Regions from separate parts of the Homo sapiens genome. Here region 1 is linked to region 2. Evidence: chromatin contacts called from ENCODE Hi-C or POLR2A ChIA-PET data. All regions are on one chromosome and are shown on one strand. The core of a region is the stretch at or near the end of the contact, and the rest is flanking DNA. Distances in the headings are between cores, read along the strand shown.

Evidence for each region. Hi-C counts contacts between places; a loop is a spot of excess contacts on that map. ChIA-PET counts read pairs that join two places held with the same protein, here RNA polymerase II (POLR2A). Pooled maps may share reads with other maps.
Region 1: a loop to region 2 is called in a map of CD14-positive monocyte, with 4 times the contacts of the local background. The contact joins two enhancer-like sites. A Hi-C loop is called at or near these places in 6 of 168 maps with a recorded cell type or tissue (CD14-positive monocyte, Caco-2, Calu3 and 3 more), 20 of 37 single-sample maps with no recorded cell type and 10 of 50 pooled maps. POLR2A ChIA-PET finds 5 or more read pairs at or near these places in 5 of 52 experiments (H1, OCI-LY7, PC-3 and 1 more).

What each region holds. Positions count from the first base shown.
Region 1 is chr2:152,607,151-152,614,035 of GRCh38, reverse strand. It overlaps FMNL2 (formin like 2), which reads right to left. Exons shown (of 26, transcript NM_052905.4): 10 at 6,623-6,697; 11 at 2,431-2,541. Among named protein-coding and RNA genes, the nearest start is that of PRPF40A, 110 kb to the left of the region's middle. RefSeq lists an enhancer at 1,655-1,734. Within about 2 kb of position 2,060, at least 10 of the 41 ENCODE cell types and tissues checked have a DNase peak (open chromatin) inside an H3K27ac peak, as active enhancers do; they include CD14-positive monocyte and gastrocnemius medialis, where a contact is called at or near this core.
Region 2 is chr2:152,465,165-152,471,924 of GRCh38, reverse strand. All of the region lies in intron 1 of FMNL2 (formin like 2), which reads right to left. Among named protein-coding and RNA genes, the nearest start is that of FMNL2, 130 kb to the right of the region's middle. Within about 2 kb of position 4,809, at least 15 of the 41 ENCODE cell types and tissues checked have a DNase peak (open chromatin) inside an H3K27ac peak, as active enhancers do; they include CD14-positive monocyte and gastrocnemius medialis, where a contact is called at or near this core.

The DNA.
Region 1 (6,885 bases), core at 811-3,310, 140 kb before region 2:
ATTGCTAGAGCCCAACCTCCACACATCCCTCCCTAAGTCAGTATACAGCATGAACAGCTCAGGGCTCCCCAAGGCAGATCAGAAAGCTTTCCCCAATTCACTGCCTCCCAAACTAGGCATCCTGCAGGGACTCAGCTAGCTCTGGAAATTAGAGGTCAAATAAATCAGTGAATCTTCCCTACAAGTAACATAAGTCATGACTTTCCCTGGGGAACAGATGAGTGATTAGAATAATACCTGGTGCATGGATGATGCCAATCAACATTTATTGAACAAATCAATGGCTACTTACAAGGCTGGGTTTTTGTAAACTAGTGAAGCATTTATATAGCATACATTTACATTACTCTTCTAACCACCTCTATTAGGTTCCAGAGTCAACACATGATGAAGTTAAAGAAATACAGAGTTTTGACAAAAAATCTTACATTTTTAAGAGAAATTCCACTCTACATAAATTTTCAGAAAAATGGATTTTCCCCTAGGTTTAATCTGGAATTCTACAATACAGCTTATTCTGAAGAGAGAGTGTTCTGTTTTCATTTATGAGTCACAAGTGAGAATGGCTTCTAAATAAGGGCAAAGGCTAGAACAAAAGGAGAAGCAGCTTAATGGGATTTTTCATGAGATTCACAATGAATAACAGGTGTTCAGTGATAAGTGGGTACCTGCCGTTATATTCTACAGCATAAACAAGCTCTGCTCAGACACCACAAAACCAAACCCAAAACACCGCTAGGAATTTATACATCCAATTTTTGTTCAAATACTGATACTTTTAGAGCATAGGAGAAAAAGGGATAGACAAACCTTGATCTCAAAGTAAGAAAGAGTCTTTCTGTACAATATTCTGCCAGTGATATAAATGAGCCTTTAAATAAAAAGGAAAGCAATTCAAACAACATTTTAATGGAAATCTATTACGCCTCTCCCTGAGTAGTCTTTAGACAACAGTAGGCCCATCTATTCAAGGGCAGCCCAGCCAGTCTAGGAAGCAAGGCCTTCAGGTTGAGAGTAACCACCTCTGTGATTCCGTCTCCTAATAAACTGAGGGTACAGTCTGTGCAATCCCTTGGGTTTATCTCTAACAAAGATGGGCAACTGAATTCCTGAGATGCCCAAAGGAAGTACTTCTATATTCTTCACAGCTGGAAACAGGCTTGAAATTCAGGTCACCGGCTGGGTGCATTACTTGAGGCAGGAGTATGAGACTAGCCTAGCCAACATGGTGAAACCCAGTCTCTACTAAAAATACAAAAATTAGCCAGGCATAGTGCCTGTAATCCCAGCTATTCAGGAGGCTGAGGCATGAGAATCGCTTGAACCCAGGAAGCAGAGGTTGCAGTGAGCCAAGATTGCACCACTGCACTCCAGCCTGGTTGACAAAGTGAAACCCTGTCTCAAAAAAAAGGAAGGAAATTGAGGTCAACAATTCTTGCTCTATCACTAGACCATTCCTATACAAAAGGGAAAACAAAACTGCCTGGATCCTCAGGTCCACTTCTTTTCCGTTTTAGACACAGGGTCTCGCTCTGCCACCCAAGCTGGAGTGCAGTGGTGCAATCACAGCTTGTTGCAGCCTAGAAATCCTGGACTCCAATGATCCCCCCACTTCAGCTTCCCAAGCAGCTGGGGCCACGGGCACATACCACCACACCTGGCTAATTTTTTGGTGTTTTGTATAGATGGGGTCTCACTATGTTGCCTAGCCTGGTCTTGAACTCCTAGGCTCAAGTGATCCTCCACCTCAGCCTCCCAAAGTGCTGGAATTACAGGTGTGAGCCATCAGCCTTTTCAAGACCATTTCTGATTTTCACAAGTTTCTGTTTCTTAACTGAAGAACTTCAGGGAACTGGCTAAACTCTTCTGCAAGGGAGTGAGAAAAAGGGAAACTTTAAACCTCCTTCTCCTAAGAACTAAAAGTGGAACTTCTAAAGCCACAAACACTTGAAGCAGAATTTAGCAGCTTCAGGAGGAAGTCTCTGGTGTCCATTTCCTCATTATTTTTTTTTTATGCTCTAAGCACTGACTCATCACTCTACAGTCTTGGCTTGACTTTCTCTGCCCAGATGGGGTCCCCGGAGTAACCAAGAACACAAATTGCCCAATAGCCCAGATGAAGGATGCAATGAGACTTGACCCAGATGAAGCTCAAAAGGAGAGGAAAGCTGCAGCAAGGCTGCAAGAGGTTATCTGACTCCCGTACTAAAAGGCTGCTAGCAGAAGATGACCTGAGATCCCAGGAGCCCTGCAAGAATCCAGCATCTCTGGCAGAGTACATCACTCAGCTCAGTTCCCTTTAACTAGCACTACAGTAGTTGACTGCATAGAGCTTTAGGCATTCTTTAGCTGCTATGGAAGCGTACCTTTGAGGGCAGGCAATAATAAGTCAATTCTTATATTGGAGCCAAAGGTCACAGCTATACTCACGTCCAAGTATTCGTCCAGGCCTAATTTGGTAAATTCATACTGCAGGTGAACTCTGAAATTCATATCTTCTACTGAATGGACTACAATATTAATAAACTGCATAGAAGCCACCTGAAATGAAATTGTCAAGGGGTTAGATGGGCTCCAAACTTTTTTCTCAGTTTAACTGCAGACATGTGCTTTCAATTTCATAAAAAAGGCTCACTTACCGATTTCCTTTTCCTTCATTTCATTGGTTCTTTAAAAATATATATATGGTTTTTTTTGGAAATGGAGTCTTGCTCTGTCGCCCAGACTGGAGTGCAGTGGCATGATCTCGGCTCACTGCAACCTCCGCCTCCTGGGTTCAGGCGATTCTCCTGCCTCGGCCTCCCGAGTAGCTGGGATTACAGGCAGGTGCCACCACGCCCAGCTAATTTTTGTATTTTTAGTAGAGATGGGGTTTCACCATGCTGGCCAGGCTGGTCTCAAACACCTGACCTCGTGATCCGCCGGCCTGGGCCTCCCAAAGTGCTGGGATTACAGGCATGACCCACTGCGCCCGGCCTCTTTAAAAATATTTTATACTTATTTTTAAATTCAAAAGTCACAGAGGTACCACAATAAGACACCACTTCGCACCCACTCAGATGGCTATAATAAAAAAGAAATACAGTAACAAAAGTTGGGAAGGATATGGAGAAATTAAAACCCTCATCCATTGCTGGTGGTAATGTAAAAAAGGGTGGCCACTTTAAAAAGTGTGACTTTTACTCAAAATGATAAACACAGCATTATCATATGACCCAGCGATTCCGCTTCTAGATATACAGTTAAGAGAAATGAAAATATACGTCCACATAAAAATCTTTACACAGATGTTCAGAGTAACATCATTAATAACAACCAAAAAGTAGAAAGAAGCCAATGTCCATTAATCGATAAACAAAATGTGGTATATCCAAACAATGGAATATTATGAAACCATAAAAACCAATAAATTACCAACACATGTTACAACGTGATCTTGAAAACATGTTAAATGATAAAAACCCGTTATAGAAGACCACATGTTGTGTGATTCCATTCATACAAAACATCCTGAACAGGCTAAACTATTGAGATAGAAAGCAGGTTAGTGGTTGCCTAGGGCTGAGGGTGGGATAAATGGGAGGGACTGCCAATGGGTACAGGACTTTTTTCTGGGGGGGTGACGCTGTGTCCTAAATTGTGGTAAGGATTGTACAGCCCTGTGAATAGGCTAAATAGGCACTGGATTATAAATAAATTGGATGAATCTGATGGTATGTTAATTATATCTCAGTGAAAGTCATATAGGTATATAAGATAAACTGTGGAAATTATTATAGTTATGTTGTACAAAATGTGAAAATTATTACAAAGAACATTTTTTAAAGAAGAACATTTAAATCACCTACAATCTCACCAAAAGGTAACCACATCTAAAAATTCCCTGTGAACTCTTCCCTATCAACAGGATAGTAACAGATCCTTGACCCATCTTTCCATATAATCAACGAGTTTGCATTCCCTAAAAGCCTGGGATTTACTGCTTTCTCCCCACAACTTCACCACTGGCCCTGAGACCTGCCAAAGAGAAAACCTGTCCCTGGTTTGGTAAATAAAAGGACAGCATTCAACAGATCTATTTTGCTTTCCACAGTGACTATCAGTCTATTTATGGTGGAAACATCTTACTAATGCTTTCCCTCCATGGCTGTCACCCAGGAGAGTCTCTGGCAAGGAGGGAATATGATTGAGGGATGCAGAGTCACACTTATCCTGAGAACCACCTTATTCCTTGTCTCTCTCCAAACCTAATTTCCTTTATCTTTTAAAAAATTTTTTTATCAAGTTAGATTCTTCTTTGAAGATATGGTATACATTGGATATCTTTGGAAGATGTGTAACCTCTCTAGCTTACAAAAGGACTCTACTGCAACTTACTAAAAAAAAATAAAAAAATAAAAATCATCTCGGGTTCTATCACTAAATGAGCTTTAAAAAATATATCTTTACAAAGGCATGTACAAAATACAAACTAGAAAAATATTTTTTAAAGAAACAAAATGGTTTTTGTTTTCTTTTGTCCACAAAAAAATACAGAAAAAGGGTAGAAATGTCTTATACTACATTAGAAAAATTTATATTATATGTTATGAGGAATATGTTGTTTCAGAGGTTGTGCAACCTAATTGCATTCCCAAGGCAGTTTATCAAAAGCCTCATATTCTGGAGAGAAAACATGGTTAGATTCTGGCATCTTTCCATTTCTCTTCGGAAAACAGGTCTAAATGATCTACTGAGTTTTATGATATGCCTAAGAGGCAACTATCTGAAGGTGACACATGAATCTAGCACATAGAACTTGTGTAATAGCAGCCTCTAAATAAGGTACCTCATTGCATGTATATGTGAATAAACGAACTGACAGAAAATGGAACCTAGTTTGTGTATGGATAGTACAGGTGTTTTAAAGGGCTTTATATAATTGTAATTTCAGCAGAAACTCAAATGGCAAGGAGGTCTGGCAGGTATCATAAATGAGCAGGCTGGGCTGTGTGTCACGCAAAGGGAATGGTGTGGACTGTGACAAACTAGAGAGGACATCTTTGGACTAAAGCAATAGGGGCTGCTTGGCTCCAGCAGCTGACACTCTGCAGGAACAGGGGCCTAGTGTTCTCAAATATTTTCAGTTTCCAAGCAAATCAGATGTGTATTTTTTATGCATCATGTCCAAATTGTTTAAGTAGGGTCATCACTGTCAGACTGAACTCATAAGCCTGTAGGTTGGCTTTAGCATGAAAGCCTACAGTTTGCAACCTCAACTCTAACAGAATGAATAAGTTCCCCTAAAAAGGCACAAGAAAGAAACTCACATCATGAGACAAGGCACCAATCTCTTTACGTATTTATCACCAGGGCCAGCATCAGCCTTAACTTCTTTAAAAAATCCTAATAACAAGATTTTAAAAGTCAGTGTAAAAATGTCCCTTGTTTCATATATGTGTGTGTATATATATAAAGTATATAGACACATATATATACATATATATGTATATATATAAAGTATATATATATAGACACACACACTTTGAAAAGCAAATAACATGCTTTATGCAACAGAAAATCTTCTCTATAAAGGATTTCATCTTTCTCACTGGTTTTGGAAGGGGCTGAGGGCTAAGACGCATATAAAACTTGAGGACTCCAAACTTTTTTTTTTTTTTTTTCTTTTTTTTTTTCACAAAAAGGGTTAGAAATCTGCAAAGCTATGTTTCATGTTTTATAATCACTGAAGCAATTCAAATGAAAAATTCACTTGGCATCCTAAGCATAGGCTCTGCAAGGTAAGGAGTCATTGGTACGTCTGCTTCAGGTTAGAAGTGATCTGGGAAATTACAGCCCGGTTAGGATCTCCTGGGTCTAGAATTTCCCTAGGGCAACTGGATTGGGTCAACGCCTACAGATCTGGGTGCACTCAAGCGTAAAACTTCTGGAGAAATTCACTATGGTAGATTCTATCTTCCTTCCAGATTAAGATTTACGTGTATGAATGCAGAAGTGCTGCAACTCACTTTGATGTTCTTACCCGAGAATGACAGGACTGCTGTGGAACCGCATGTTCTTGTATGTCACCTAACCTGCCAAGGACAGCCCCAATATGATTATACCCTCACAGAATTACCAAAGCAGGAAAGAGATCAGGGAGGAAAAAAAAAATCACTGCTGCATATTCATTTTGGAGATACATACAGTCAACTCTACAAACCAAAGCACTTTAATTTTTAAGAATATAGTCTGGAGAAGGGCACTGGCAGGGGCCTGCAAAAATAAAAAAGGTCAAGATTGCTTCTACCTTAAGGATTCTTATGCAGCATCATCAACAATTAAACAATGGCAGCATTTGCACCAGGCATGGCTGTTTCCAACTGCACGGCTTCCCCTTTATTTGCTATGATTAGTACTTTTGTCTTTACTATACCGTGTATGTAAGGAATAAAATGGAAATCAAAGAGAAATACAGATTAAGAGGGACATTCTAGATTGGATCTATAGCATATTAATTGCAATTCCCTGTCCTTTGTAATATAAATATGTGTGTGTGTGTGTGTGTGTGTGTGTGTGTGTGTGTATTTAGAAAAAAAGTATTGAAACTGAGTTTGCTTTATTGAATACTGAAATAACTCACCATAAAATCTATGTTATTGTCTTCATTCCTGAAATGTTCCATCAACTTCTCAAAGCGCTGTTTTTCTCCACAAACCTGAAACACACATTTTCATTGTGCATGTGACTTTCTAAACATAAACATTCCAAAATTAGATGCAGAAATTTCAGCTTAATAATGATTTCCAGAATATCTATCTTTTTCTCTCTCATAAACTATTTACTTCCCTTCTAAGCTAGTTAACTCACAAACAGCCATATGAGCTGCAACCAAAAGCTGATCTT
Region 2 (6,760 bases), core at 3,560-6,059:
CTGAAACTGTGATCCAGGCAGTACAGGGTATAGCCTGGAATTTGAAATTTTCAAAAGCTTTCATTATGCTTCTACACCTGAGAAACACTGGGTTAAAAAAACACACCAAGGTGGACTTCCGTTTCCAAAGAAAAGTCTTGGCAGTGTTATTAGCAAACATCACCATTTCCCAAACATCACCATCATCCAGAACCTCAAACGAACTCGTAACAGGCCTCCAAGCCATCTAGTATATGAAGAGGTTCCTATTTATAAAGTTCAGGGAGTGTGAGAAGCCAAGGTTAAAAGTTTCTAAATGTAACCACAAGGAAACAAATGTTGGCTCCAGTTCTGGAGTGGGGCTGCTACAGAACCAGGCGCCGGACGCCCACCCCCACGTGGACTATACTGAGAGCTCATTCTTTTGCTTATTTTTGGTCCCTTGCTTTTTTAAGGCACCCTGCAGTCAAGTGCTAGGTACAGGAAACTAAAAGAGCTTTCTGGTAAATAATTTGGCTTTCTTTGTCAAGAATAAATACATCTTACTTGCTCAATCTAAACAGCCTCACTCCTCAGAGGATCAAAATGAAGGGCTGAACAGCCTCACTTTGTTTTGTAAAAAACTGATTTGTAACTGCATTTTCCAAAAGACAAAACGTGGTCCCAAATTACCTAGGAGTTAAACTAATATTCCTTGGCTGTTCAAACGGTACAAAGAGCAAAATGTAAGGGCACCTCAGATAAGACTAAGCAAACGACAGCGTACGGGACTTTTCTGCTTTTTTTTTTTTTCTTTAAATCACACAGCTTTGAAAATTAGATCTTCCAAACAACCTAAAATTACATTCCTTGCCTCTTTAGACATGAAAGGGAGGTCTCTTATGTGAAGCCAAACATTCTGTAACACTTCCACAGAACAGGGCTTGGTCATACTAACAGAAATGAACAGCAATGACAGTTAGCTGGTGGTAGGAGGCCAATTCTTTTTTAAAAAACTAAATTAATAGCCTTTATTAAAAGAACACACAACTACAAAGTTCCTGCTCTGCTCCCACTTTCAAATGAGAACCATATTTAATCCCTTAGCCACAGTACCTTTGACTAGATGTTAAATTGGCTAACTGAGCTCTTAGGTCTCTCATTCATGTAATAACCAGAACATACGATTCACTCCTTCCTGGAACTGCATATCACCATGACAATCTCTGTGATTCCATAATACAATTCAAATCCGGCATATGATCCAAAATTAAGCCTACAAGTGGATCTAGAAGTGGCAATATGAGAAGGCTATATTGTCAATCTTTATTGATGCGACTATGTACTAATTATGGCCATAAGAGGAAAATGGGTTGATTAAGCGTATTTTTTCTCATAGGGTATAATATCTAATGTCATTTTGTAATCTAGAAGAAATAAATTTTCAATATCTTTCTATAGATGAGCTTTTCATCTTTATCAGCTTCTTCTCTACTTTCCCACGTCCTAGTTGTCAGCCACGGTTGACAAATCGTAGACAGCAATCTTCCAAATACTTTCATCTAAATCTTCAAGTGATATTCTCAGAAGACAACCAATAATAATGGTTAATATTTATTGAGCAATTACTAGAGAACAGGCCCTGTGCTAAGGGACATACACATCACCTGAGATTACGGGACTTGCTCAGCTCACAAAATGATTGAAAAGGCAGAAATGGAACCAGAACCCAGGTCTTCCCACTTCCTGTGTATGCCGTAAACATTGCATTATTCAGCCTCAAATATCACCCACCTCTAAAATAGCCACCTTTGTCCTTTATTAGGGAGGGGAGAGGCTATCTTTTAAGCTAAGTTATTCAAATCTATTTGAAATTTTAAAAGAAATAACACAGACACAAAGCAGGGAGGGTATGGTCAGGAAAGGGGAAACCAACAAACACTTAAAGGAGACATTCATTTTTAAAAAGGTTTCCTAGGAATAAATTACCCTCATTAATAAATGCAGTGTTTCAGTTTCATGTACTATTTCAAATCCAATGGTAGTTAACTACTCTAAAATGCAGTATACAGCCAAATACGGCACACCATAGAATTACTGTGTTTCTCTATGACGGCATAATGCTTCTTCAGACTAGCCTTAGGATGCACATACTGCTCCCATTTTACAAGGTGGGAAAACTAAAGGACGGAGACATTATTTTCTTTTTAAAAAAATTATAACCAGAAAACATAGCAGAAGAAAAAGATCAGAACATGTATTTCCTTACTCTTAATTGCATGCTCAATTAAGCAAAGAATTTTCAATTGATGACCTCTCCAAGCGGAGCATAAGGACACAGGAGGTTCAGCATTTCCACCCCAATTTGACAACCACTGGACAGGCCACGCAAGGGGGAGCAGAAGTCCTGAGAGTGAATAGGAAGGCTCAGGCAACATGCAGAATAACAAAGAAATGGCATGAGTCAGAAGACGGGTGCAGCTGTGGGTGCAAACAAACATTTAGGGAGCATGTGGGAAAAGGGATACTAGCCAAGGAGGCTAGAGAAAAGTAGTCAGAAGTAGGTGGATAATGAGAGGTGTTGACAATAGCTGTGTCACTTCTCAAGGCATGGGGTGTCCCAAGGCAATGCAGAGACTTAATTCTGATTCCAGAGGCACTGACTTCCTCCTCGGTGTTACACATGATATCAGGAAGAGCTGAAATGACACGTATGCAAAGGTTCTCAGATGACAAGGGAAGTGGTGAGCAGCAGACAAGAAGGCAAAAGAAGCCAGGAGGAGGCCTGTCCTGGAGGGCTTCATATGCTTAATTGCAAAATCCACCCAAAAGGAAGAAAAACGAATCAACAGCGTCAGTGTATTCCAGCTCATGGCAGAAACAGGAAACTCAATCTGAACAAGAGTAATTGGCTCATGTTAATTTTCTCCACTTTCATTTTATCACGTTGTGAGTCAAAGAGGTAATTTACAGAAAGGGCTATAAAGCATTGTGTATGTTATGTGGAGTCTATTATGCATCATTATTACTTCATTTATATCCTAAAGTACCAATTTCAACAAAGTAATCAGGTTCCATTATCTCTCCCCATTGAATGAGTTCTCTAGCCAGCTCCCACCCTCAAATCACCTATTCAATAATTATCTTTTGAGCACTTGCTTCAGTAAGGTATTGTTGTACAGGGGAGTATTCACATCTATGCTCTAAAACAGCATTGTCTAAAAGAATTAAAATGAGAAGCACATATGGAATTAAATTTTCTAGTAGCTACATTAAAAAGTAAAAAGAAGAAACTGATTTCAATAATGTTTTGGATATACTGGCTTAAATAAGGTATATCATTTCAATATGTAACCAACATAAAATTATTAATGAAGTAGGGGAAAAAATGCAAAATAAGCTTTTGAAATCTTGTGTATTTTTACTTACAGCACATTGTAATTCACATGCTAAATTTTCAGCAGATACACTTATGTTTAGATTTCATAAAATATACAAATGAAAAAAAAACAGGTTCACATACCCAAGTTGTTCCAAATACAGAAAAAGTTTTCCAGTAACTGAAGTGTTTTTAAATGTAAATTAATTGAACTGAAATAAACTTAAACTGTTTGCTCCTAGGTTACACTAGCCACATTTCAAGTGCTCCACAACCTCAAAGGCTGGTGGTTCCTGTATCGGACGGCACAGCCCTAGATCTATACACACTCACTTTTGAGGAAACAAGAGAGAAATCTCATTATGTATCAGGGGAATTAGTTTCTTAATCAAAGGCCTCAAGGGCTGTAATAAAGTCAGAATTCTTCAGAATCCCTCAAATAAAGGTATCAGTGCTACACTGAAGCCATGACTACTCTATGCTTTGTCATTCAGGGGCTAAACCAATTCCTGGTTCAATCATTTGCCTTAGCAACTTAGGAGCAGTGATTTAGAAATGGGTAAGAGCCTGAGCTCTGGAGGCCAACTGCCCAGCTTGAAAATCCAGATCTTCTGATCACTTGCAAGTAGCTTAACAACTCCATGCTTCAGGTCCTCCTAAAATGGGGTGATGATGACAACAGTACCTACCTAACCAAGTTATTTTGACAATTAAATGAGCTAAAACACACATAGCTTAGCACAGTGCCTGGCAGATTAAGAACTCAATAAACAAATGTTGTTGCTTGCATCAACAGTTGACCAGGCCTGCTCTCGGAAGAAAGAAGCACTCCATGGCAAAACCTATTGTGTGCACACATGCATATGCTGTGTACATACTGATAAAGTCCACAGCGAGCTCACTATGAAGATGGCAATCAGAATTAACCCTATATCATTTACATCCTCCACAAACAAAATAATACAAGCACAGACAGTTCCTTAAACAGCATATACTATCCAAACGAGTGCACGGCATCAAAAGATGCAGCGTAACTACACAGGATGAGCTGCTGGTAAAGTCAGCAGCATTCACAGGGGAAAAGCTCTGTCAGCCTTCGATTTGTAGGAAACAGGGGCCGAGGGAAGAAGCAGGAGGCAGGAGAGTGGGGTGAAGTACCCGTTAACAAACGGGACAAGCAAGATTCCTAGTGTAAGCACATACGGTATTTATTAAGTTTGAGGAGTCTGGTTACATCTATTTTGAGATTTGTGTGTTTCATTTCAGTTTGCCAAAGGAATGACAATCCAACAAGAATTACTGAACAGGTTCAGCACGTAGAGGAATATGTTGGCACTTCCAAGAAAAAAGAATAAGGTGCTGGGGTAGATGGTAAACAAGCAAGATCCAGCTCTTGTCAGAAAAAAAAGAGCCAAATGACCAGCAAGAAAGGAGAAGTGAGATTCTGCCCAGGAAACGGGGCTTACTCAAGAGTTAAGGTAAGGCAGTGTCAGAAACACAGTGAAGCAAGCCAAGAACACTAAGGCTTGCCTCATTGTAGGAGTAGCTGTACCTCACTCAGCCCTCTGGCTATAAGTGAAGCTTCCCAGACTGGAGGAGGCAGGAAGAAGGAAGAATATTTCACAGCCTCAAATCTTCAGGGACAAAATCGGTGCAGGCTTATTAGGAAGAGAAGCGGCAAGCCTTAGAACACCAACCAAAAATCCATAGAAAGACATGATTTTATTGCTGGCATCCCACTCACAGCACTTCACGGGGACTGCAGAGGCTGCCATGTTTCTTTGGATCTAGTTGAGAGAGGAAGACAACTCACTTGATAAAGTACAAGGAGAGCTAAGTTCAGAAATGCCATATTTAAAGGGCAGTATATGCCACCGTCTTCTCCCCCTGCTCCTTAATACTAAGGAAAGCCTGAGGGATCTTATGAAGGAAGACAAAGGAAGTCCAGTGTTAATAGGATGGTCTTTTGCCATTTTTGTTTCATGAGATGACTTCAGCTCAACTCTCCTTCAAACCCAATTACTAGCCAGGCTCTGATTTTGACTACTCAAATCCAAAGTGGCCCACATTATATCCACCAACAATTAGATATACTACAATGATGACTGGGGATAAGGGGGCTATAAGTGGTTAAGGAGGAAGAAGAGAATTCCAGATACTTCTTTGAAGTTAGCTCAGTTTAAGAAAACTTTAAAGAGAAACAAATAAAGACAGAAAAGAAAGAAATTTTACTAGTAGTGGAAAACATTTTCTTCAAAGATAAGGTGGTTTACAAAACGCCAATGAGTCACCCAGAGGCCAGTGCAGCCCAGACCCATCAGGGGCATGTCCTCCCCCGCAGCGGGCAGGAGGGCACACGTGGTGTCCGGATGGAGGCGCCAAGTGACAGGGTTCAGACAGTCCTCACACTATAAAGTGCTGCATGGTTTACCACACCTGCTATATGCTCTCTTGAGTCTCCTAACCAGTCTCCTTATTTGCCTGTTAGGAAACCATGGCTCAGAAAGATCAAGATCATCTTATTAGTTAAGGTAAAATCAAGATTAGACCTCAAATTTCCCAAATCCTAGTCCAGTGCTTCTTCCCACAACATTAAGTTGCTTCCTGAAAATAACCAACCATAATTCTCCACTTAGCAACCTTTCTAGCAACTTTCTGGTCCTGGTCATAAACTCTCACCTCCACCATAAACTGATGCTTTTATCAGGGATATTCTATCACATCTCCATGTTCCCAAAACAGAAAGGAAGTTTTAGGGAACCCCTTTCCTTTGCTCTAGGCGCAAGCCCACAGGTGCCCTCGAGGCAAAGTGCTAAGATAAGTGTGTTGACATCATTTTCCCATGGAAGAAACCTGATCTCTCCAAAGAAAAGCCGAGTACTTCCAGTGGACAATTCTGAGCCTTCTGTTCCCCTACTTATGCCAACTGCTTAGCTTGAGCCAGATGGGGGGTGGGGATATATCCACTAACAAAATCTGGAATAATTACTGGGGTTTAAGTGCAATGTATCCTTAAAGAAACAGAAGCAAAAGCAATTAAACTATAGCACTGTACCTGGACTCACATCCAAAAGCCTCATTCAAGATACTAAAGGAGCCATTTCTCCCCTTCCCTCCATGGATTCCTTCCCTGTGCCTTTGTCCCACTTTAACCACTTTGCCCAAATAGCCCACTGACCAGGAACATCCCAGCCAAGTATTTCCAAATCTGGCTTGGTCAGCCTTCCTGCTCTCGGGCTCCTTTGAACCTCCTGCCTGCAACACACAAAATAGCACTGAATTGAGGTCTGACATGGCTCTTGTGGAGCACTCACCAACACACCAGGCTGCTTCACACCTCAGTGCCTTCGCACAGGGTGTTCTTGCCTGCACGAATGCCCTGTCCCACTAGTCAGAGGGGAGTCTTTTCAGAACTCTGCTCAA